Regions from separate parts of the Homo sapiens genome. Here region 2 is linked to region 1. The links are chromatin loops, found by intact Hi-C in ENCODE. Cell type or tissue: heart right ventricle. All regions are shown on one strand. Links, peaks and the distances in the headings refer to the core of each region. The heading gives the core; the rest is flanking DNA.

What was found. A loop is a pair of places that touch in the nucleus more often than their neighbours do. Peaks named below come from ENCODE experiments on the same cell type or tissue, not always from the same donor. Only the 100,000 strongest peaks of a DNase experiment are listed, where the experiment ranks them.
Region 2: it touches region 1 in a loop (8-fold over the local background); 7 of 110 quality-filtered maps call a loop at or near these places.

What each region holds. Positions count from the first base shown.
Region 1 is chr14:72,285,947-72,298,626 of GRCh38, forward strand. The region is part of intron 2 of RGS6 (regulator of G protein signaling 6); the gene reads left to right. Among named protein-coding and RNA genes, the nearest start is that of MIR7843, 220 kb to the right of the region's middle. In heart right ventricle, for the core only: CTCF peaks have their summits at 6,655 (motif pointing left) and 6,857; a DNase peak (open chromatin) is centred at 6,295; H3K4me3 peaks cover 508 bases; H3K27ac peaks cover 428 bases.
Region 2 is chr14:71,713,547-71,726,226 of GRCh38, forward strand. SIPA1L1 (signal induced proliferation associated 1 like 1) reads left to right here. Exons shown (of 24, transcript NM_001386936.1): 18 at 10,101-10,340; 19 at 11,124-11,289. Among named protein-coding and RNA genes, the nearest start is that of RGS6, 210 kb to the right of the region's middle. In heart right ventricle, for the core only: a CTCF peak has its summit at 7,606 (motif pointing right); a DNase peak (open chromatin) is centred at 7,654.

The sequences.
Region 1 (12,680 bases), core at 2,397-10,396:
ATCCCATTTCATAGGCTGCCTTTTCACTCTGTTGATTGTTTCCTTTGCTGCACAGAGCTTTTTAATTTGATGTAGTCCCACTTGCCTATTTTTGCTTTTGTTGCCTATGTTTTTGGTGTCACATCCAAGAAATCATTGCAGAGACCAATATCATAAAGTTTTGCCCCATGTTTTATTCTAGGAATTTTATAGTTTCAGGTCTTACATTTAAGTCTTTAACTTACTTTGAGTTGATTTTTATATGGTATAAAGTAAGCATTCAATTTCATTCTTTTGCATATAAGTATTCATTTTTTGCAGCATAATTTATCAAGGGACTAACCTTTCTCCATTGTATATTCTTGGCACGCTTGTTGAAGATCAGTTGACTGTATATGCATGAATTTATTGCTCCACTGTCTCTTCTGTTCCATTGATCTATATGTCTGTCTTTACGCCAGTAACATACTATTTTGATTACTCTAGGTTCGTTATATATTTTGAAATCAGGAAGTGTGATGCATCCATTTTTGTTCTTCTTTCTCAAGATTGCTTTGGCTTTTTGGGGTCTTTTGTGGTTCCATGAGAATTTTAGTATTTTTTTTTTCTATTTCTGTAAAAAATGCCCTTGGGATTTTGATGGGGAAAGCATGGAGCCTGTAGATCACTTTGGGTAGTATAGATATTTTAGCAATATTGTCTTCTAGTCCACAAACACAGGGTATCTTTCCATTTTTTATGTTTTCTTTAATTTATTTCATTGATGTTGCCTCAGTTTCAGTGAATAATCTTAAACCTTCTTGGTTAAGTTTATCCTAGGTATTTTATTCTTTTTGCTGCTATTGGAAATAGGACCCCTCCCCTCCCCTCCCCTTCCCTCCCTTCTTTCACTCTGTTGCCCAGGCTGGAGTGCAGTGGCACAATCTCGGCTCACTGCAATCTCCACCTCTCAGGTTCAAGCAATTCTTCTGCCTCAGCCTCCCAAGTAGCTGGGATTATAGGCATGTGCCACCACACTTGCCTAATTTTTGTGTTTTTAGTAGAGACGGGGTTTCACCATGTTGGCCAGGCTGGTCTCAAACTCCTGACCTCAGGTGATCCACCCACCTTGGCCTCCCAAAGTGCTGGCCTCCCAGGTGCAAACTACCACACCTGACCAGGATTGTTTTCTTAATTTCCTTTTCAGATAGTTCAGTCTTAGTACAGGGAAATGCAACTAATTTTTGTATGTTGATTTTGTTTCCTGATATTTCACTGAATTTATTTATTAGTTCTAACAGTTTTTGTGTTGAGTCTTTAGGGTTTACTGCATATAATATCATGTCATCTGCAAACAGAGATATTCTTACTTCTTTCTTTCCTGTTTGGATTTCTTTTTCTTGCCTAATTGCTCGGATTAGGACTTTCAGTAGTATGTTGAAAGTAAGTGGTGACAGTGGGCATCATTATCTTATTCTTGATCTTAGAAGAAAAGCTTTTATTTTTCGTTAGTATAATGTTAACTGCGGGATTGTCATATGTGACCTTTTTTATTTTTATTTATTTTTTTGAGACAGAGTCTCACTCTGTCACCCAGGCTGGAGTGCAGTGGCGTGATCTAGACTTACTGCAGCCTCCGCCTCCCCAGTTCAAGTGATTCTCCTGCCTCAGCCTCCCAAGTAGCTGGGACTATAGGCATGTGCCACCATGCCTGGCTAATTTTTTGTATTTTTAGTAGAGACGGAGTTTCACCATGTTGGCCAGGCTGGTCTCAAACTCCCGACCTCAGGTGATCTGCCCGCCTTGGCCTCCCAAAGTGTTGGGATTACAGGCATGAGCCACCACGCCCAGCCAACTTTTTTATATTGAGGTAAATTCCTTCTATACCTAGTTTGTTGAGAGTTTTATCTTGGAAGGTCAGATGCTTTCTCTGCATCTATTGAGATGATTGTGTGATTTTTGTCCTTCATTCTGTTAATGTATATTATATCAATTGATTTGCATATGTCAAACTATCATCAGATCCCAGAAATAAATCCCACTTGGTCATGGTGTATGGTACTTTTAATGTGCTATGGAATTCTGTTTTCTAGATAGGTGAGACTTTTTACATCTATGTTCATCAGGGATATTCGCCTATAGTTTTCTTTTCTTGTAGTGTCTTTGTTTTGACTTTGGTGTCAAGGTAATACTGGCCTTATAAAATGAGTTTGGAAGTGCTTTCTCTCCTTCAGTTATTTTTTTAAGACTTTGGGAAGGATTGGTGTTTTAAAAAAATATTTGGTAGAATTTGCCAGTGAATCCATAATGGAAATATTGTATATAGGTAATTTAGTAAGTCAAGAATTGTCCCTCAAAAGGTACTAGAAAACTCAGTTCTTACTTTTAAGACTCTTCTAATTATCCTGGTGGAATGGCTTCTGGAATATCACCATAATACTGAAATTTACTCCATAATACTACTGAATGGAAGGGATCCAGTGCTGGAAACTTTACATTTGACCAGGTGCAGCCCTCAATACTAGGACAGTTTGGCTAGGGGGCTACCCCCACAGGTAGCAGGGAAGAAGGCTGCATTGGTTTGACTGGGATGGAAGAAGAATAAGCTAAGTAGTCTGTCAGAGTTTGCCAGGTTAAAGAGGAAAGATGATAGCACAGGCTGGAGGGAGGTCAAAGTCACATTCTGGGGAAACTAGATGTATGTTGACCAGTAGGGGCAAGCCTAGTATGGAATGGTGGGTGACAGTGAACATTGAGGGCCAATGAGATTTAGAGAATGAATTGAGGAGTGAGGCTTAGGGGAAAGAAGGCCGGGCACATTAGAAGGCTCAGAGGTCTAAGAAGCATGAGGAAGATTGTCCTCCAGAGAGCTGTCCCCTTGAAGGAGGTGCGTTGGCATGATCTTGTCATGAATTTCTCACCCTGTCAGAAACATCTTATGTAGATTTTTTAAAGGGCAACAGTTTTCCTGCTCACTCTGAGTACCTGAACCTTGATTCTAAGACTTAGGTAAGGTTCACTTGGCCTGGATGTTTATAAATGCCAGTACCAAGGGGAGTCCTTGAAATGGCATAGAAGATGGCAAAGGGCTCTGCAGAGCCACGAAACCCAAATTTAGAAATGAGAATTACTAACAATGCATATACAACATGTCTACAATAAACTAGAAAGGATGATATAGTTTCTGATAACAGTCTTTGAACTTTCCCTACCTATGAAATGGTATTAACCCTTAATCAGCAGCTCAGGAAATAGTCCACGGTAGATCCTCATCTTTGTATTTCCTTTACTGTCTGGTTACTTACTGAAAAGTGGTAGCTGAGGCCGTATCTCCTAACCTGCATGCTCTCCCTCTCTATTTTCTTTGTCTCCCATGTTCTCCCTACAAAGTTAGCATTCATTCATTCATTCTTATTTTCTTTCTTTCTCTCTCTCTCTCTCTCTCACTCTCTCTCCCCCTCCCCGTTTTCCTGTGGTATTGAAAGCTTATTGTCAGGATGAGCCCCTTATTGCTTGGAACCCAATCTGTGTCCATGAATTGCCCATTTCACAGAATCACGAAAGCCACGCTGCTTCCTGAGCAACACAGCTAAGTGGCATTCCCCACCCCTGCTCTTAGCAAAAGTTCCTCAGGACATTATTGTTGAATTACTCAATGCCTATTATCATAGAACCTCATGTTCACGCTGGGAGGTAGTTACTACTACCTTTTTCAAATGCTGAAACACAGGTTACCTGCCCGATACCTCTCTGCTATCAAATGTCAAAGGTGAAATTCAGCCCAGGTCTTCTGACTCTACATCCAGCATTCTTTATAGAGCTAAATCTCTCTTCCCACAGAAGATAGAAGCCCACAGTTCTCACATACTTACAAAACTTAAATAGAGTACATTATCTCATGTGGACAGGTGGTTATGACTTTATAAACTAAGAAAATCTAGGCAGATGTTTAGTCAATGTCAAGAAGTGTAAACATGACCCTAATTAATGGATTTGCTGAAAGTTATTGGTCTCTCCTTGTCAGAACTGTTGTTTTCCCTGTCACTTCTCAGATTGGATTAGAAAAAATTAAGCATGAAGAAAATTGGCATTTAAAATGTGTTTATTCTTCACTATCAAGACAGATAGAACTTTCCATTCAAAAGAGAATGAAAAGTTCATTTTGGCATGGTGAATCATAAATAAGAAAAACAGAATAGAGAAATCCTAGGACGATCAATCTCTCATAAAATAAAGAAATCGAGATTTTATCGCAAAGAATTCTGCAGCACATAAAGGCCCTTAGGACTGGACTGATCTCCGAGTTCAAGCGTTACACCCAGTATGCTGCATAAACCCTATTCAGTGTTTGGGCTCATTCTCAAGAGGTTGACATCCTTCCCATTTTCATATCACCTCCCTGGTCCACCTTTGCTAGGTCACAGGTTTTTCAGGCACTTTGCATTCTGCCCTCCCTCCTCTCAAAAGACTTCCCGGCATGTTTTCGATAGCTTCACACCTAGCAGATGGCAGTTTTTCTTCTGACCTTCTGCCAGCCCTCTTCCTTCCTCAGCTTCCTTCCTCTCCACAGCTTCCATTTAAGGTATTTTGGAAGTCCCTCGAAATGGGTCCTTGGTGAGTAAACCCCTTTATTGAGTCTCGGACTTTAAGAAGTTCTTGGCTTCATGGGACCCCCTTCTTCTAGTTGACACTTTTGGGGATTGATTTCAAGAATCATCTGTTGCTGATAAGTCAGTGTGGCTTCTATTGCTGCAGAAGCAAGGAAGAAACTAGGCATATAGTGGAAGAAAATGCGCTTAATTAGAAACTGGTCCTCATTAGGGATTCTTAAAGGAAGTGCTCAATTTGCACCTATGTTAGCAGAGCCTCACACGGATTAATTAAAAGCTGCTACTCTCACCAGCAACACCCTTCATGGCTGGGTTGAATTGTTTGTAGCTGTCAACTCTGTGCCAAGGGCAACAAGGTTTGAATCTGAGTTCTTTGAAATGCAGGTTCTTTCACTCACTATGCAGAATCTAGGGATCCAGACTCTCAAGAGGCAAAGCTCTGGAAGAACAGGTGGAGTGAGTATCCCTCTGGCTTCTGCTCCCGCCAGATGATCACCATGCCTCTCAACTCTACACTCTTTTCCCTGCCTGTGCTCCAGTTCACACTCTCCACATCCCTGGGGCCAGGCTATACCTAGATCCTTCTGCTTGATCTCTCAGGCTCCGATGTTTCAACTCGTCATTCCCTAGGCTATTAACTTCAAGCCCTTAGATGGCATTCAAGCTCCTTGGTGACCTCTCTGCGTCCGTCTCCATCCCCATCTGCTTCCGTGAGCTTCATAGGCAAGCCACTCTCCATAGTTATATGTCCCTCAAATACCCAGCATCCCCATGCCATCATTTCAACCAGACTGTCCTTTTTCTTTTCCCACCTAAGGAAATTCTATTAGTTCTTCATGGCTGGGTTCAAATCCACCTCCTTCACTCTCCAGGAAGACTACATTATTCTTTTCCTAACACTCCTGAAGTGCTTGTCCTCTACAGCATTGCTGCACATATTTTGTTCTGTTCTTTATTACACTAGTCCATATGGCTTTACTCCCTGCTGAATTTAAACTCTTCAAGGGCTTGATCTCTGTCTTATTCATCTCTGTAACCTCACAGTACCTAATCAAGTTCTTTGAACAAAGCCAGTGTTGAAAAGTGTTTGTTGAATTGAGAACAGCAAGCCAGACTTTCTGATGGGCTAGAAAGATATACCTAGAAAGATAGAGCAGAGTAGCATTTCTAAAGATGGAAAGGACAAGCCTGGCTAAAATCATGCTCAAAGAAAGGTTTTCTTTTAGGGTCCTCATCACATCACAATAGCAAATTTTTAAAAAAAGAAAGGGCCGAGCACGTCAGTATAGTTACCGAGCGTACTTGTGTACTGGGCAAAGTACTGAGCGCAATAGAAAGTTACTAAAAGAAAGAACAGATGCTTTTTCTCCTTTAGAGCTGGTCCCTTTTCAAAATAAGGCCTCAAAGTGCATCCCATTATTAACCCTGAAATAGTGGGACACAAACGTCCAGATAGATATGTGCATGCCAATACGTGTTTAAAAATCTGGCGTCACACAGCACACTCCAGAGGAAGCCAAGCCTAAGAGACATGAACACAGTAACACGGTAGGGAGCCGTGTGATCCAGACTGTCCTAAGCAGAAGAGGCCCCGGGTGGAGAATTCTCACACTGACAGCCGCAGAGCCTGCCTTCCCCAGTGTACTGGTTTTCCCAGGGCATCAAACATTTTATTTAATAAGCTACATGTTTGAGTCACAAGCGTAGACTTGACACCCCTGTATGGTCAACTCCAGCTGTCGTTTGTTCTCCTCCCCTCTCTTCTGGCACAGTGGCTGGAACCTGTATCTGGTGTATCACAACGCTCCATTTCGCTGATCACACACAGCCAGAAGTGACAGTCGCTTCTCTCACTGCCAAGGACAGAGGAGACTCTGGCTGGACAGGAGAAATTCAGGTCGAACCAAGGCAAGTGAACGATGGAATTAAAAACGGCTGAGAAATCCCATAGACTTAGAATTACTCATATCTGCAGACTAGAGGGAAATGAGTTGGTCCTGATGACAAAACAACCCTTTCTTTTCTCTAGTCTGTTAAACTTCTATTTTCCCGTCAGACTGTTTTAACAATGCCCTCTACTGGGTATTTTCAAAACTGCAGGGTTCTGCAGGCCTGACCTGCTCTTGTTCTCCTTGAGTAATTCTTTCTGCAAGATGAACTGAACCCAAAGTTTTCTTCACATAAGCAAGATGTTACTGATGTATAGTTTCTTAAGAGCATAAAAAGTGGACCAGTGCATCCCCTGGAAGGAGGGCCTCTTGCCCTCTTGAGAGATTTCTTTGTAAAGGTGCATGAGGAATTGAAATCTCACCACCTCCTGAACTGGCCCAGAGCTGTCCTGGCATGGATGACACAGGGACCTTGACATGGGCTGATGGATTAAGAACAATGTTACATTTTCTGAACGCATCACTTTTCCAACAGCTCTTGATCTCACATGTGAGGCTCTTTCTCATCCCTGAAGGCTACTGACTTTTCCCTGGATATATTTGTATTGTGATTATTCTGCATATCTAAGAATTTCATCCCTTTCTAACCGCTCCTCTGCCAAAACAGAAACCAAAAAAAGCCAAAACATCACTCTGTGCTAGTTAGTTTCTTTGACCCCTCTTAAAGAAACTCTAAACAAAAAATCTGCGTCCAGTTATATCCAAGGGGGTGTTCTTACTGGGTATTCCCGTCAGAACCTCCCATCTGTCTATTTTGGTTCATTCTTTGCCATTATCATGTAACAAGTTCAAGATAATTGTGTTTCATCTCCAGTTATTATTCATAGTCCCTCTGCATGTTGAAGATTGCTGAGACAGCACAGAAAAATAGTAAAGCAACAGATGAGGTCTGTTTGCAAAAAATGTAGAACAATTCGAGGTGCAGGATGTTCTTCAAATTGTGATGGGGTGAGGTTTTGAAAAGTTCTTCGGATGGGCTAGTGTTTGTTTTCTCTCTCCCTCTCCCTCTCTTCCCCCCTCCCCTTTCCGCTTTCCCACTTCCTCTCTCCTCCTTCCTTCCTCCCCATCCATTTCTCTTAAATAGAAACAAAATTCCATATATTCTTAGAATCCATAGGATCCATATATTCTTAGAATCCATAGGATCCAGCATTGCATTTTATTTAAAAGCAAATGCCGACCAAGTAGTCAGTAGCACCCTTTCAGCTCCAATAGTTGGTGCTATATTCTGTACTCAGCAGTAGACTCATTTCATTATTTTGGAGTATGGACCTGAAGAAAATGAATATCAGACATGGGCTAAGCCAAGGCCAGTTAATAAATATTTTAGGCTTTGCAAACCGTATAGTCTCTGTAGCAACTATTCAACTCTGCTCTTATAGCACCAAAGTAGCCACAAATAATAGTAAACAAATGGGCATGGCTCTGTTCTAGTAAACTTACTTGTGGAAACGGGACAGGCTGAATTTGGCCCACAGACCCTCGTTTGCCAATCCCTGGGCTAAGCTATTGCAGGGGTACTGCTGATGGATATGCGGGCTGTGTCCTGTGTGACAGTGCCTAGCCAAGGGGGCAAGTGGGACCTGAAATACAACCCATGCTCTGCTTCTCCACGCCTTCCACCACAAGAGGTCCTTTTTGTAATTCAGACAGAGGTACCATTTGTTCACAGGCTGTCTCCAACCAGAATAAGCACATTTCCTAATGGATTAGGGTACTTAACATGGTTTGCATAAGTGGGAGGAAGAGGGACCTGATTTTCCTGTATTAGGATAAGGGTTACCTTTGATCCCAATGGCTGTTATTGAAATGACTAAAGCCACATGGTTCAAACATGGCTGCCTTAGCCCACATCTACAGACTGGGAGTAGGTGGTGGGAGCAATTCCAACAGAGATGTAGACTGGGAAAGTGCCCCAGGTAAGAGGAACCCCAAAGAAGGTGAGTTTATTGGTTAGGGGGCTTGTTGGATATTATTACCAAAGCCATAGTCCCTTTATGAAGTTTGTTCTGTCCAAAAATGTGATTTAGGCCACTGTATGAGTCCATTCTCACATTGCTGTAAAGAAATACCTAATGCTGGGTAATTTATAAAGAAACGAGGTTTAATTGGGCTCATGTTGCTGGAGGCTGTGCAGGAAGCATGGTGGCATCTGCTTGGCTTCTGGGGAGGCCTTGGGAAAACTTAGAATGGTGGCTGAAGGTGAAAGGAGGAGCAGCACTTCACATGGCCAGGGCAGGAGGGAGGGAGAGAGGGGAGCTATCACACACTGTTAAAGAACCAGATCTCGTGAGAACTCTATCATGAGAACAGCACCAAAGGGGTGGTGCTAAACCGTTCACGAAGGATCCACCACTATGATCCAATCACCTCTTACCAGGCCCTATCTCCAACATGGGGGATTACAACTAAAATGAGATTTGGGTGGGGACACATATCCAAACCATAGCAGCCACCACTCTCCATCTTAGAATGGTAGAATAATAAAATTAGGAGGAAACTTGGTATGCTTTTGCATGCATTTTAACATCAGAACCCTTTGTTCAGGCCGGGCGCGGTGGCTCACGCCTGTAATCCCAGCACTTTGGGAGGCCGAGGCGGGCGGATCACGAGGTCAGGAGATCGAGACCATCCCGGCTAAAACGGTGAAACCCCGTCTCTACTAAAAATACAAAAAATTAGCCGGGCGTAGTGGCGGGCGCCTGTAGTCCCAGCTACTTGGGAGGCTGAGGCAGGAGAATGGCGTGAACCCGGGAGGCGGAGCTTGCAGTGAGCCGAGATCCCGCCACTGCACTCCAGCCTGGGCGACAGAGCGAGACTCCGTCTCAAAAAAAAAAAAAAAAGAACCCTTTGTTCAAATAAAATCTTATCTAGAACTCCAGTATACGCAACTGTGAAAAAGGGAGAGTGCTCTGGTGCAGCTGGAGAGGAAAGACAAGGAGTGCCCTCAGTAACCCCCTCCCCAGATCCGGCTGGCCCAGAGAGAGCTGCTGAGACTCCCCCAGGACCCAGTTTGGAGCCACTGATCTCATCACTGCATAGGAGGGAGAGAGAGAGGGGAGATATGAAACAACGGAGGCAAAATGAAATAAAATAATCTTAGGTGACAACATTTTTTACCAGGTTTTGTTGGTATAAAACACCCTTTCCTTTTCAGTTCCCCTACCTGAAAGTCTTTGGTTGCTTATATATATTTAGGATGTTTTTATATAGGGTAATATAGAATTGTAAGGCTTAATATAATATTAATATTTGACATTCTATTGGATTTAAGCAGCCAGTGGGAAGAGAGTAAATAAAAATAACTACACAAAGGAAACTGCTATTAGCGTTTGTTACCATGTGAATGAAATAGCACATCAGCTGTGCATTTAAAGATCTGGATAGAAGTTTGTTTCAGTTATTTGTTTGTTTTGAGGTACATTTACATACAGTGAAATACATAGCTTTTAAGTACACAGTTTGATCTGTGTTGACTATACTTACGTAACCCACAGCTCTACCAAAATCAACAACATTTCCATCATGCGGGAAAGTTCTCTTATTCCCCTTCCCAATAAATCTTTCCCACCCAGAAGCAATCACAGATGTGATGTCTATCACCACACTTGGTTCTATTCTAGGACTTTGTATAAATGGAATCATACCATATGTACTCTTTTGTGTCTACTTTGTTTCACTTAGCATAATATTTTTGAGATTTATCCATGTTGCAGCATATGGCCATACCTTTTTCCTTTTTATGCCTGAGTAGTGTTCCATTGTGTGAATGAATATGCCAGTTTATCCATTCTCCTGTTTATGGACACTTGGAATGTCTAAAAGCTGCCATGAAAAGCCTTGTTCAAGGCTTTTTGTGGACATATATTCTCATTTCTCTAGGATAAATGCCTAGGAGTAGAATTGCTGAGTGATAAGAGTGATGCATATCTTTTAAGAAAAAAACTATCAGAGTTTTCACAATTATCCATTTTACACATCCATGCAATATATGAGCATTCTGATTGTTCCACATCCTTGCCAACACTTAATATTATCAGCCTTTAAAATTTCAGCTATTCTATTTGGTGTGTTTCTCATGTAGTTTTAATTTGCATTTCTCTGTAATAATGTTGATTGCCTTTTCTAAGTGCTTATTGGCTATTCACCTATCTTTTGTCAAATGTCTATTCAGATGTTTGCCCTTTAAAAAATTGTGTTGTCTTTTTATTGTTAAATTGTAGGAGTTCTTTGTAAGATACAGGTCTGGGAAATATTTTCTCCCAATCTGTAGTTTGCTTATTTTATTGAGATTGTCTTTTGATAATGAGTTTTAAATTTTGCAGTTAAATTTATGGATATTTTTCTCTTATGGTTATTGCGTTCTGTGTTTGAAGGAATCTTGCCTTCCTCAAAGTCACAAAGATTTATCTTATATTTTCTTCTAGAATATTTATACTTTTAAGTTATACATTTATGTCTATGATTCATCTTGAGTTAATTTTTATATACAATATGTGGTAAGATTCAAAGTTCTTTTCTTTTTCCACATGGCTATCTAGTCATTCCAGCTCAATTTCTTGAAAAGATGTTTCTTTTTCAATTGAATTGCTTTGATATCTTTGTTGAAATTGATTTGGCCATATATATGTAGGGCTACTTTTGGGCTTTCAGTTTTATTTCATTGTTCTGTTTCTATTTTATTTCACTAAAACCACACTCTTGATTTGTATGTTTATAGTTAATCATGAAATTAGATAGAGTAAGTCCTTCAACTTTGTTCTTCTATTTCAAGAATGTTTGGGCTATTCTAGGTCCTTTGCATTTCTGTATAAATTTTAGAATCAGCTTATCGATTTCTACAAAACGTCTTCAGAAATTTTAATTGAGATCTATTAAGTCATTAGATAAACTTGAAAAGAACCAACATCTTAAGAATATTGAGTTTTCTAATCCTTAAACATGGTATATATTATTATTATTATTATTTTTTTTTTATACTTTAAGTTTTAGGGTACATGTGCACATTGTGCAGGTTAGTTACATATGTATACATGTGCCATGCTGGTGCGCTGCACCCACTAACTCGTCATCTAGCCTTAGGTATATCTCCCAATGCTATCCCTCCCCCCTCCCCCCACCCCACCACAGTCCCCAGAGTGTGGTATTCCCCTTCATGTGTCCAGGTGATCTCATTGTTCAATTCCCACCTATGAGTGAGAATATACGGTGTTTGGTTTTTTGTTCTTGCGATAGTTTACTGAGAATGATGATTTCCAGGGACATGGATGAAATTGGAAATCATCATTCTCGGTATATATTATTTATTTAGATCTTCTTTAATTTCTCTCAACAGTATTTTGAGGTTTTCAGTATATATCTCACATACCTTTCATTAAAATTATTCCTAAGTACTTTCTGTTTTGGGAAGCTATTTTAAATAGTATTTTAACATGTTACATTGATGAATTCTTTATGTAGAAGGTTTTTTTTTGAAGATTATAGAATTTTATGTATCTACCAGGTTTGCTAATTTGTTTTAGTTTATTTATATCTTTGATTAATTATAGCCTTGTAAAATATTACTTAATATTACATACTGGTCATTTCCTGTTCTGTCTTGCAGATGATTTTATAGCTGACATCGGTCAAGAACTACATTATGGTGGGATAAAATTTTAATTTACTAGAGTATTATAGTGAGGGAAGTTTTTTCTTTCTTATGGAGAGTTTTTATTATGAATGCTTTTTAAAATGCTTTTTCTGCATCTATTTAGATGGCCATTTGGTTTTTCTCCTTTTAATCTATTAATATGTTGAATTATATTGACTAATTTTAGGATGTTAAACAGCCTTTCATTCCAGGGTTAAACTTCACTTGGCCGTGATATATTATTATTATTATGTATGTGTGGATACATTTGAGTTTTTAATGTTTTGCTAATGATTTTTGTGTTTGTGTTAATGAGAGATATTGTCATTAATGTTCTTTTTTTTTTTTTTTTTTTTTTTTCCCCCCCTCTGAGACAGAGTCTCGCTCTGTCGCCCAGGCTGGAGTGCAATGGTGCCATCTCAGCTCACTGCAAGCTCCGCCTCCCGGGTTCACCCCATTCTCCTGCCTCAGCCTCCCGAGTAGCTGGGACTACAGGCACCCACCATGACATCCGGCTAATTTTTTTGTATT
Region 2 (12,680 bases), core at 3,129-11,128, 570 kb before region 1:
AGACCAAGAAAAATGCCTGCCCACAGTTGTCAACACAGCTCAATTTCATGAATGTGCTTTTTCTGGTTGATGGTTCATGCCACAAAAGCTGTATGTTTCTTGAGAGCTGAGGAAAAGAAAGGCTTCTTATGTGTGGTTTACATTGAACATTAGGACTGCCTCAGGCTACTCTGGCACACTGGGCTGTCTGTGTGCCTCTGTGTATGCCCTGTTCCCTGCACCCTCATTGGCATCCTATGGATGTGAGAAATATGCCTTCCATCTTTGTTTAGAAGTTACTCCGTTGTCTTTACCTGTAACATTTCCTTCTCTAAATCTTTTCTGCCTGGAAATGTTTTTTTTTTTAGTTACTAACAATTAATTGCCTCTCTTTTATATTTTTTCCTTAAGATGAGAATGTTATTTTTCTAAATATTATGGACTAACTCAGAATATGAAAATTCACCCTCTAAAATAACAAAACCAGAACTTCTCTTAAGAGATGTGGTTGACTCTATTTGCCTTAGCCTAGGTTGTGGGTATGGATCATTTTAATTGGCAATTTTTGCTTTGCATCACCGCATACAATAAACATTCACGATTATGTTCTATGTTGCTGTTACATGGCAGAACTCCAGGTGATTTGGCCTAAGCGATCTTGCCACACCTCTTCCAGCTTTTGGGGGTGGTTATTTTATCCAGAACCAGTTACTTTTAGTAACCTCAAAGACTGAAAAATAGAACCACTGAGGAAGAAATTTCAAGTGAACCTTGAGAAAATGAGCCCTCTGTCAAGCCACAGATGCTTGATGCAGATCTCACCAACAAAACATTTTTTTGCTTTGTTCTATGAAGCAACTAATCCATTCATTCAGTTGATGTAGCAAGCCCAAATTCTTCAAGTGTCATTAAATCATAAGGCCAAAAGGAATTCAGAAAGGGCAGAGAGCCCATTCTTCGTCATATGTAAAGCATTCTACCAGGATGAGAATTCATACAATTGTTTTATTGGGGCAGTGGGGAGGGAAATAATCTCAAGAGATTTCACAGCTTTTCTCTCTTTTTTTTTTTAAAGACAGGGTCCCTCATTCTGTCACTCAGGCTAGAGTTCAGTGGTGGCCCTGCAGCTCACTATAGCCTCAACCTTCTGGGCTCAAGTGATCCTCCCACCTTAGCCTCCTGAGTATCTGGGACTATAGGCATGCACCACTATGCTAAGCTAATTTTTAATATTTTTATAGAGACAGGGTCTCATCATGTTGCCCAGGCTGGTCTCATACTCCTGTGCTCAGGCAGTCCTCTCACCTTGGCCTCCCATAGTGCAGGAATTACCGGCATGAGCCACTGAGCCTGGCCCACACAACTTTTCTAAATAATTTCAGTATATAATAAGTCCTCTCCCTTTTCAATATTTAATTCCATTCCTCTAGCTACAGCTCAAATACACAATTAAGAGAGAATAAATGTCTTTTTATGAGCTGAGTGTTTTCTAAACATGAAGATTTTTGACATCTAAGATTCTGAGAACATGTGTTGGCCCTGCTTGCCTTAACCTAGTTATTGGATATAGATTATTGACTATAACGTGGTCATTTGCAAAAAAAGAAAGAAGGAAAATTTGGTATAGCTCTCTACCCCCAGGCAAGTTGGGAGAGGAACATAAGGAAAATAGATTTGGAGCCTGAGACCCTGGTTCAAGTCTCAGTTCTACCATTGGTCAGCTATGTGGCCTGTGGCCAGTTGTACCATTTCACCTGGCTTGTCCCTCATCTGTAATCTAGGAGATGGCATATTGGCCATGGAATACACCATAGGATTTTAAGGTGCACAAATTAAACAGATACAAGCACATGGTGACAAATGAAGATGGCTTACTATTGCATCTTTCAGTTCACTGGCCAGCAAACTGCATTTCAGCAGTCAGCTTGTTCAGATTCTACACAATAGACAGCAGGTCAGAAACTCAGTGGCTAATGGATAAAGCCTGCAGCTGGTAATGTGCCATGTCATACACATTAGCATAGCCTAGTACCACCAAACCAAAATCCTGTTCCACCTACTAAATGGCTGTTTTTACATGTCTGTTGAAAATAAAAAAGATTATCAAATGTATTGCAAACTGTAAATGTCATTTTAAGACCAAAGGTTTTTTGTCATTTCCTTTTGTAAGCTCTTCATCACCTGCCTTAACAATTTTCTAGTGACTTTTCTTTTAACAAGCAGGTATCTCCCACAGCTCTTATAACTACACTTTGTGTGTTTCATCCTATAATCATATTTTCTCTTCTCAAGCATCTGGCTTTGTTTTCTTTATCCTTTTTAGATGCAAAACTTGGACATGACACTCTTCTCAGCTATGCCCAATAAAATGATAATGTTCATAGATATCTTGTTAGCCCCTTATTAAATAGCTTAGCGTTACAGGCTTTTCAGCTTGTGGTCCACGGTGATCCCTGAGGCTTCTACTGCTGCATATAGCTGGCCACTCATTTCCCTATGCTGTATGTATTAATATGCCCTTATACTGTTAAATTTCTGCCTTTTATAGATGGACAATTTTTCTTTACTGCAGTCACTTGGATATCTTCTTTGTCAACTTAATCATCCCTACTTCACTTGTTTTCCCCCAGTCCTTTGGAATTAGTGTCTTCTAAATTGTGTTCCGTACGGTACTCTATTGGATAGAGTACAGAACTGGCTAGTGCTGAACACAGTGGGAGGAGTCCTCCTTAATCATTATCCTCCACATTATCTGTCACCCAAAGGCTTGTTATTTGTACAAGCAATCACAGGAAACCCGATCAGCTCTCCTCTCCTTGGTATTAGACCAGCATTCAGCCATTGCCCAGATTTTGCCACAGCCATTTGACAGGTGACTAATTGCTTCTCTCTGCTTCCTGAAAATACCATCTTTAGCAGGCCAAGCTTGTCTAAAACCCCCTTGCCATTCCTAAATAGTAGATGACTCCAAGTTTTCCCATCAGCAGCTTTCTACAACACAGACAGTGGCTGGCAGATGTTTTTCACAGGATATGATGATCTCAGTGACGATGCAGGAATTCACAGTGGTCTCCCCAGGCCTCATAGGTTCAGCACTCTGGGCCTTGACTGATGACATTCAGGCTTCCCAATCCTGTGTGGCTCATCGCTTGGCAAAGTCAGCAAATAGATGTAGGTCCTCCTTAAAGCAGCACCCGCTGAGAGTAGCATCTTTTTTGCAGATTGGTCATCTAGCATCCCCTCCTATAAAGCTTCGCCACAGCTGGGAATGTAAAATCACCAGGTTGCTGTACACGTGATCCATGGTTTCATTTGAGCATCAGGTCAAGATGAGAAGTTTGGACAGATTCAGGCTGTCCCAGATCCTCGGTGACCTCACTACCTCTCTTCTTTTTGAAACAGTCTGGCTCTCTTGCCAGGCTGGAGTGCAGTAGCACGATCTTGGCTCACTGCAACCTCTGCCGCCCAGGTTCAAGTGATTCCCTTGCCTCAGCCTCCCGAGTAGCTGGGACTACAGGTGCATGCCTTCACGCCCGGCTAATTTCTTGTATTTTAGTAGAGACGGGGTTTTACCTTGTTGGCCAGGATGGTCTCAATTTCCTGACCTCATGATCCACCCACCTCGGCCTCCCAAAGTGCTGGGATTACAGGTGTGAGCCACTGCGCCCGACCTCTTTTATATGGGGTATCATGTACTTGTGTATCCTCTCTTCCTTTTCAAAATTAATATCCTGACATGACCAGACAGAATCTAAGGTTGTTCCTTTTTAGGAAAGGAGAAATGCCCTATAGCTTATAGAAAAATTAAAGTTAGTAGTTTCTTCATGTAGAATTTAGAGACAACTTGAGTAAATTTCTAGTGATTCCAATTTGGCCATACTCAGTTAAACTCACTTCTTATACATTGAGAAAAGTAACATATTGCAGTTATTATTTCCTGTTACATCTAATGCTCTTTTCCTTTTGTTAGATATTATTGGTTCATTCCCTTCTTACGTAATTCCTATGACAAGATTTAACTCTCTGTGAGTAAAATGAAATTGCAGCCTATTAAATTAACATGAAATTTCCAGGATAATGAAAGAGCCCAGCCACACAGCTCCCCTTAAAAATTATGAAGCTGATAGCTTCATGGTAGTTGTATTGTAATTTAATCTACTTCAGAGATTCTTAGGTGAAGTGTATGGGTGCACATCCCTTGACGCAGTCTCAGGCCAGTGGGTTGGTCAGCTGCAAGGAGCCCACCCACAGCTGTGCCCAGAGACAGACTCATTTTAGAGTGGGAGGAGTTGAGGGGCTAATGCAGTATTTCTTCAACCCAAAAAAACATGAGAATACTTTGGAAGTGTGTTAAAATACAGATTTCTGGGGCTCTGGAAGATCTAACACAAGCCCAGGATTCCCCAGTTACATCAGTACCTACAGGTGGCCATGTTCTGTGGCTTGAGAAACACTGCTGCCGCGACTTCACCTTCTTCACCTAGACAATATGGAACTGGATTTTGACCGTCATAACAATGTGTGTAATTCAACTGGATGAGAGTGAGCAGTAGGCCTCAGTTGGTGTGAACACTTGGAGGACATTTTACCTAATCTTCCAGGCATCATTCCTCCTTTACTAAATTAAATATCTAGGATTGGGACACAAGAAAGTATGCTTTAGAAGAGCTCCCAGGTGACGCTCACAGGCCCACTGAATTAGAGGCCCTGTGTACTGAAGTGCACAGCTTCATGCTGTGAGTTGTGTGCATTAAAGAAGAAAGCCATACCAGTGAATTGTTCATTTGTTTCTCTCATAACCTTTGTGCCTAAATCTAATCAATTAAATGGGGCTGTCTCAATTAGAACCACTAGTGAAAAGAAGTGCACTGGCATTTCACACCTGGGAGCTAGTGTCAGCCCATTGTGTTCATAGATAAAACCAAGGATCGGGGTTGATCTTATTTAACCAGTTATCCTTTTAAGAATACATGTGAAAGCCAGGTGTGGCAGTGAGCACTTGTAGTCCTGGCTACTTGGGGGGCTAAGGTGGAAGGATCGCTTAAGCCCAGGAGGCTGAGGCTATAGTGAGCTATGATTGCACCACTGCACTCTAGCCTGAGCAATGGAGCAAGACCCTGTCTCAAAAGCAAAAACAAAAATTAAGAAAATAATAGCCTTATTTTGTCTGTTTTGGGACTTTATATAATATAAATAGAATCATACTATCTGCATTAATTTGTGCCCTGTGTCTTTAAGTCAACATTATGTTGCTAAGATTTATCCATGTGTTGCAGGTAACATTAGCTTTTCTCCATGGCTATGTTATAGTTACAGTGTGAGAATATAGCAGCTCATTTGTCCACTATACTGTTGATGAACATTTGGATTGTTTCCAATTTTGGATATTCAGAATCTTTGCTTTTTTTTTTCCTCTTCTTTTTATTTTTTTGAGATAGAGTCTCATTTTGTCACCCAGGCTGGAGTATAGTGGTGTGAACTTGGCTCACTGCAGCCTCAACTTCCTGAGCTCAAGCAATCCTCCCACCTCAGCCCCCCAAGTAGCTGGGTCTACAGGCACATGCCACCACACCTGGCTAATTTTTTTTATTTTTTATGGAAACAGGGTTCGCCATATTGCCCAGGCTGGTCTCAAACTCCTGAGCTCAAGTAATCTGCCCGTCTCAGCCTCCCAAAATGCTGGCATTACAGGTGTGAGCCACTGCACCCAGCCAATATTAAGAATTCCTGTACATGTCCTTTTGTACACATACATATATGTTTCTTTTGAGTTTCTGGGAATGCAATATCCATGTCAAGAATATACATATGTTCAACTTAGTAGGGTCTCTGAACTAGTTTTCCGAAGTGGTCATAACAAGTAGCACTCCCACCAGCAGTGTATGAGAGCTCTAGTGCTTCGCATCCTTGCCAGCACTTGATATTATAAGTCTTTTAATGTAACCATTCTGGTAGGTGTGTAATGGTCCTTCATTGTGGTTTTAATTTACATTTTCCTAGTAACCGATGATGTTGAGCACCAGTGTTTATTGACCTAGGCTCACTGCAACTTCCACCTCCCAGGTTCAAACAGTTCTCTGGGCTTAGCCTCCCAAGTAGCTGGGACTACAGGTGTGCACCACCACACCCAGCTATTTTTGTGTTTTTAGTAGAGACAGGGTTTCATCATGTTGGCCAGGCTGGTCTCAAATTCCTGACCTCAGGTGATCTGCCTGCCTTGGCCCCCAAAGTGCTGGGATTACAGACATGAGACACTGCACCTGGCCTATTGTGGGACTTTTTAATATCAAAATAGCTTCAAATTTACCGAAAAGTTGCAAAGATAGAGTTCCCATACACCCCTCACCAAGTTTCCCGTGTTGGCATCATCTTACATTAGTGTAGTACATTTATTATAGCTTGAGAATCAATATTCCTTCAGCACTGTAAATATGTTATCCCCCACTCTGTGGGCCTGTAAGGTTTCCACCAGGAAGTTTGCTGCCAGATGTATTGGAGCTCCCTTTTATTTTATTTGCTTCTTTTTTCTTGCTACTTTCAGATATCCTTTCTTTATCCTTGACCTTTGAGAGTTTGATTAATATATGCCTTGAAGTAGTCTTATTTGGGTGGGATCTTTTTGGAGTTCTGTGACCTTCTTGTACCTGGATATTTATATCTTTCTCCAGGTTTGGAAATGTTCATTATTCTTTTGAATAAACTTTGTGCCCCGATCTCCTTCTCTCGCTACATCCTCTTTAGGGCCAATAATTCTTAGATTTACCCTTTTGACAGGACAGGCATGGTGGCTCATGCCTGTAATCCTAGCACTTTGGGAGGCCAAGGCTGGCAGATCACTTGAGGTCAGGAGTTTGAGACCATCCTGGCCAACATCGTGAAATTCTGTCTCTACTAAAAATACAAAAATTAGCTGGGCATGGTGGCGGGTGCCTGTAATCACAGCTACTTAGGAGGCTGAAGTAGAAAACCTGGGAGCAGAGGTTGCAGTGAGCCAAGATAGTGCCACTGCACTCCAACCTGGGTGGAGACTGTCTAAAAAAAAAAGAAAAACAAATTTACCCTTTTGAGGCTATTTTCTAGCTCTTGTAGGCATGTTTCATTCTTATTCTTTTTTCTTTTTTCTACTGTGACTGTGTATTTTCATGTAGCCTGTCTTGAGCTCACTAGTTCTTCCTTCTGCTTGATCAATTCCGCTGTTGAGAAACTGATACATTTTTCACTTTGTCAATTGAATTTTTCAACTCCAGAAATTCTGCTTGATTTTTAAATTACTATTTCAATCTCTTTGATCTCTTTGTTAAATTTTTGATAGAATTCAGAATTCCTTCTATGTGATATCTTGAAGTTTATTGAACTTGCTCGAGGACAGGTATTTTGAATTCTCTGTCTGAATTCTGTGTCACTCTGGGATTGGTCACTGATGCCTTATTTGGTTCATTTGATGAGGTTATGTCTTCCTGGATGTTCTTGATGCCTGTGTACATTCATCAGTGTCTGAGCATTGAAGAGTTAGGTATTTATTCCAATCTTGGCAGCCTGGGCTTGTTTGTACCCGTCCTTCTGGAAAAGGCTTTCCGTGTATTCAAATGGGACTGTTGTGATCTTAGTTTGTGGTCACTGTAGATGTATCAGCACTAGGGGGCACCCTAAGTCCAGGAACGCTTTGACTCACCAACTCCAAGAAGCACTGCTTTGATGGGCTTGGACAGGATAAGGGAGAATTCTCTGGGTTGCTAGGCAATGTCTCTCTCTCTCTCTTCCCTCTCAGGAGTCTCTCTCTGTGCTGGGTTGCCTAGAGTTGGGGAAGGTGATTCAAGCACTCCCATGGCCACCACAGCTGGCACTGCACAGGGTCAGACCTGAAGATAGCACGGTACGGGGTCCCACCCAAGGCCCGTGGTGACTGCTGTCTGGCTACCACCAATGATTACTCAAGGCCCAGGGGCTGGTTAGTCAGCAGGTGGTGAATCCTGCTGGGTCTGGGCTTTTCGCTTCAGGGCAGCAGACTCTCTTCTGGCCCTGGGTGGGTCTGGAACGCCACTCAGGAGCAAAGTTCTGGAATCGAGGGCTTCAGGATTCCACCTGCTTTATTTTCCTGTGGATGAGCTGCTACTCAGGTTGTAAGACAAAGCCCTCTGTAGTCTTTCCTTTCCTTTCCCTAAGTGGAAGGAGCCTCTCCCCAAACTTCCCTGCCTGGAGTTGGAGGACTGGTGGTGTAGGCATTCCCTTGGCCACCATGGCTGGTGTCACATGGGGTCATGTGCACCCCAAGTCCACTTCTTCTTAAACCAGTGCAGCTCTGGGGCTTGTTCAAGGACTGCAGTCCCTGTGGCCTGACTGCCACTCATATGTATTCAGGGCCCCAGGCCACCTTGGTCAGCTGGTGGCAGAACCAGCTGGGACTCAGCTTCCTCCCACTCTGGCTGAGAATTCCCCTCTGGCCCAGAGCTGGTCTAAATGCTCTGTCCGTGGGTGCCAGCAGAATTCTGCTCAGTGTTGTGCTCTGCTGTAACAGGCCAGCAGTGAGTTCCAATGCAAAGTCCCACACCCTCTCCCTCTCTGACGTGCACAGATTCTCTCTCCAAGCTGCTGTGCCAGGGGTGGGGGAGGGAGCATAGGCGATGCAGGACCATCTTTCCCACCCTCTTCAGTGGTTCTTTCCCCTTGATATGATGTGACAAGCAGGTATTGTGATCACTCACCTGATTTTGGATTCTTATGAAGGTGCTTTTTTGTGTGGATAGTTGTTCAATTTGGTGTTCCTGTGGAGGCACAGTTGTTAGAGGGTTCTATTCAGTTATCTTCCTCCCCAAGTCAATATTGATACAGTATTATTAACTAGAGTCTGTACTTTATTTAGGTCAGGACGATTCATTTTTGACAAATGAAAGTGCCATCGAGGAACGCTTTGGGACCACATACTGTTAATTAAACCTCAAGTAAAAATAACTGAAAGTCTGTTGTAGCAAGAGTCAGCCATCTTTGGTCTCACCCCATGCTGGAGAACTCAGAAAGGCTCAAATAGTGTGGTCCTGTGAGACCACTGGGCAGGAAGTATGAAAATCCTACAGTTAAAGGCCTTCCACTTTTAACATGAGTTTTAGTCAACTAAAACTCTCATCCCTTATTTTGAAAATCTTGCCTTTTTCTGCTCTGGAACTCTTGAAACCCCAGAGTTTTGGACTCTTTAGTCATGCAGACTTTAGTTGTATAATCTTTTTTATTTTTGAGATGGAGTCTCACTCTGTCACCTAGGCTGGAGTGCAGTGGCGTGATCTTGGCTCACCACAACTTCTGCCTCCCGGGTTCAAGCGATTCTCTTGCCTCAGCCTCCCAAGTAGTTGGGATTACAGGCACACACCACCATGCCCAGCTAATTCTTGTATTTTTAGTAGAGACAGGGTTTCGCCATGTTGGTCAGGCTGGTTTCGAACTCATGACCTCAGATGATCCACCAGCCTCAGCCTCCCAAAGTGCTGGGATTACAGGCGTAAGCCACCCCGCCCAGCCCTAGTTTTGTAATCTTTAACCAATGTTGCCCTAGTTTTGTAATCTTTAACCGATGTTTGAAATACATCGACCAGCAGCTTCCAGAGCCAATAGGAATGCCAGCTGCCATGGGGAAGGAGCACTCACTGTGCCCCTTGGCCTTGGATGTGAGTCTGAAGAGCCATAGCCCTGCTTGAGTCTCCTCTCCCCTCCTCAGCTTGGTCCCAGAGAGCATCACCACAATCCCTAGTTGTGAGGAAAGCAAGACAGAGGCATGGAGACGGTAGACCTTTTACTTCTCTTTCTTCTGTCTCTTGCCACTGCCAGACTTCCGTGACAAACGTCAGTGGTGCCAATGTGAAAAAAGTGAAAAAAGTTGAAAGTGTCCCTGACAGTCTTAAGTATTTTTACTTTTTAAAGTGCAGACTAAGCCCTAGTGGTCATCTGTCACTTTGAGAGCAGACATTTAAATTATGATGAGAAAGCCAGGAAGGCCAGCCAGGCATCGCTGTTAATAGTTCATGAAAAATTCACTGTTGTTCAACCCAGCCATCACCCGTACCCCGGACAGCACTTTTATAGCTGACATAATGATCCTGAGATACACATGTCTTTGCCCTGCTTCTCCTCAGTACCATGAGCTCCCGACACTCTGCCAGCCCAGTGGTTTTCACCAGTGCCCGGAGTTCACCTAAAGAAGAGCTTCATCCAGCTGCCCCCTCACAGCTCGCACCATCCTTCTCCTCCTCTTCCTCCTCCTCCTCTGGTCCTAGGAGTTTTTACCCTCGCCAGGGCGCTACTAGCAAGTACCTGATTGGATGGAAAAAACCCGAAGGAACCATAAACTCCGTGGGATTTATGGACACGAGAAAGTAAGAGTTACTTTCCTTCCCTTGCTGGTGGCTTGCTTTTAACAGGACAGAGAATAGAAAAGCTTGGCGTGATCTCTTACAACAAAAGAGGCCGGGCTAGGGGGTTGGCAGGAGTTGGTCTGTTGGTGGGATTATGATTTTTTTTCCTAAGTAATATTTTCTTAAATTATTTCTCTGCCTCATTCCTTAAATAAGATTTATTGCAAAATGTTAGGATTTGAGAATCTTAGATCTTGAAAAGAGTGTGTTTGAAGGATACACTTCAGAATAATTGCCCCTCTGGTGCTAAGACCATACTAGTCCCTTTGATTATATTAATCACAGCCTTCCTGTGTAATTCTTAACTAGGCCAGTAGGCACCAGAGGGAATATTACAAAGTGAGTGAGTACCCCTGAAAATAAAGGACTTTTTGACAAGGTAGTACATCAAAAAATTAAATGATTCATTCAATTATTTTGTTTTCGTTTGTGCAAAGGTTGCATTTTGGATGTATACCCTGTGGTCGTTTAGTAAATCTGTTGCTAATTTTGGCTTAGTAAAACTAATAGCTTTATTTAAAAGAGTGACTTATTCATCAGATTTTATTTTGTGTTTCAAATTGGTTTTGTTTCTTCAGTAAGCGTTTATATGAGTAGATTCGCATATAAACAGAAGTAATTATCTGTTTCTCCACATAATATTTCTCTATTGACTTATATTGACTTACATCCTTTAGAGCCCATCATGCCCTTGAGCCAGCCTTGTTGAGTTGGTATCTATCATCTCTTCCCTTTTTTGTCCAGGCGTCATCAGAGCGATGGCAATGAAATAGCCCACACCAGGCTGCGTGCCTCAACCAGAGACCTCCGGGCATCTCCTAAGCCAACCTCCAAGTCCACCATTGAAGAAGATCTAAAGAAACTAATTGATCTTGAAAGCCCAACTCCTGAATCACAGAAGAGTTTTAAGGTACAAGACAGAGCTCAGGGTAGATGGCAATTAGAAACAAGCCAGACATGATGGGGCTATTAACCATAGTCACACTTTCCAGAAAGTGTTGGTTACTGGCTGCTCTTCACTAAGTCTCACTTCCTGCTATCATCCCATTTCCCTGATAACTGGTCCACAGTGTTTGACAGTGCTCTGTCCCTGCAGCCACATCTCATTAGTCATGGTTTCTATTACCTGGTCCTACCCCTACAGCTGTTTATTCTTCTGCTGTGTCCTGCTCAGAGTGCATGATTCCCTGAACATCACTTAGGTGATATGACTTCTTGGAAACTGTGCAGAGACACCTGTGGCTCCTATGGAAAGCTAGAACGTTTTCCATAAGGGTTTTACTGTCTTCTGTCCAGAGGGTCCTCGTCTTCTCAGAAATGGCCCCATTTGCTCCTGACCCTGTCTGGCAAACCTACTGGCCATATATGGTATTCTCTTCACTCAGAGAAACTGCCTGATAGACAGTCGCTCTCATTGCCACACCCCCAAAAGTAAATGTACAGCTGCTGCTTCAATCCAGCAATCTAAGTCTACCCACACACCTTCAGAACTTTCCAAACTCTCTTGACTTCATAAAGCCTTCTATTTTATGCTCAGAATTCCAGACTGTAAATGTCTTCTCTAAAACCCAGTCTCTCTGCACCAAGTCCTGAATACCTGTCCAGTGTGTACGTTTTTGTGTTGTCCAGACCTTTATGTGACCACATGGAAAGGTTTGTGTACTCGTCTCAGCTTGTAAGACCTTTGGAAACTCACTTAAGGCTCTCTCCTTTCTTGTTCTATAAAGTGTGGAGTCTCACGCCCCCGGGGATTGGAATGGGTGTTTATTGAGCTGGGCCTGAAGTTACGTCACTCTGAGTATAGGTATTTCTGTCTGAGGTCTTCTGGGTCTCCTAGGAGAAGGGAGTGCACCCCCAGAAAGGTCATGGCTGCAAACTTTGAAGTCTTCTGTTCTCTAGGTTCTTAGGTGGATGATTTGTAGTCTATTTGAAGAGACTAGAAAGCTTTAAGAAGAACCTTGAGAATTGAATTGATTGAAATGGAAGCTAGAATATTTCCTAAACCACACACCAGCTTCAGACTGTGATCAGAGTGCAAGAGGCATGGCGGGTGGAGCAGCTGTGTGGGGCTGCCGCCCTCAGGCTTCCCTAGCACCATGCTAGCGTGTGTGTGCGTGTGCATGCATCTCCCCAGATAGGCCAGATAAACCCCCTAAACCTAAAAAATCAACATTCATAGGAACTGAATGTACCCCCAAGGACCACTTTAGAGTTTTGTCGAGAAATAAATGATTTGTTAACATGATTTATGTTAATAAATCATTGTACAGATGTAGCCATTCTTGATTTCTGTAATTTCCG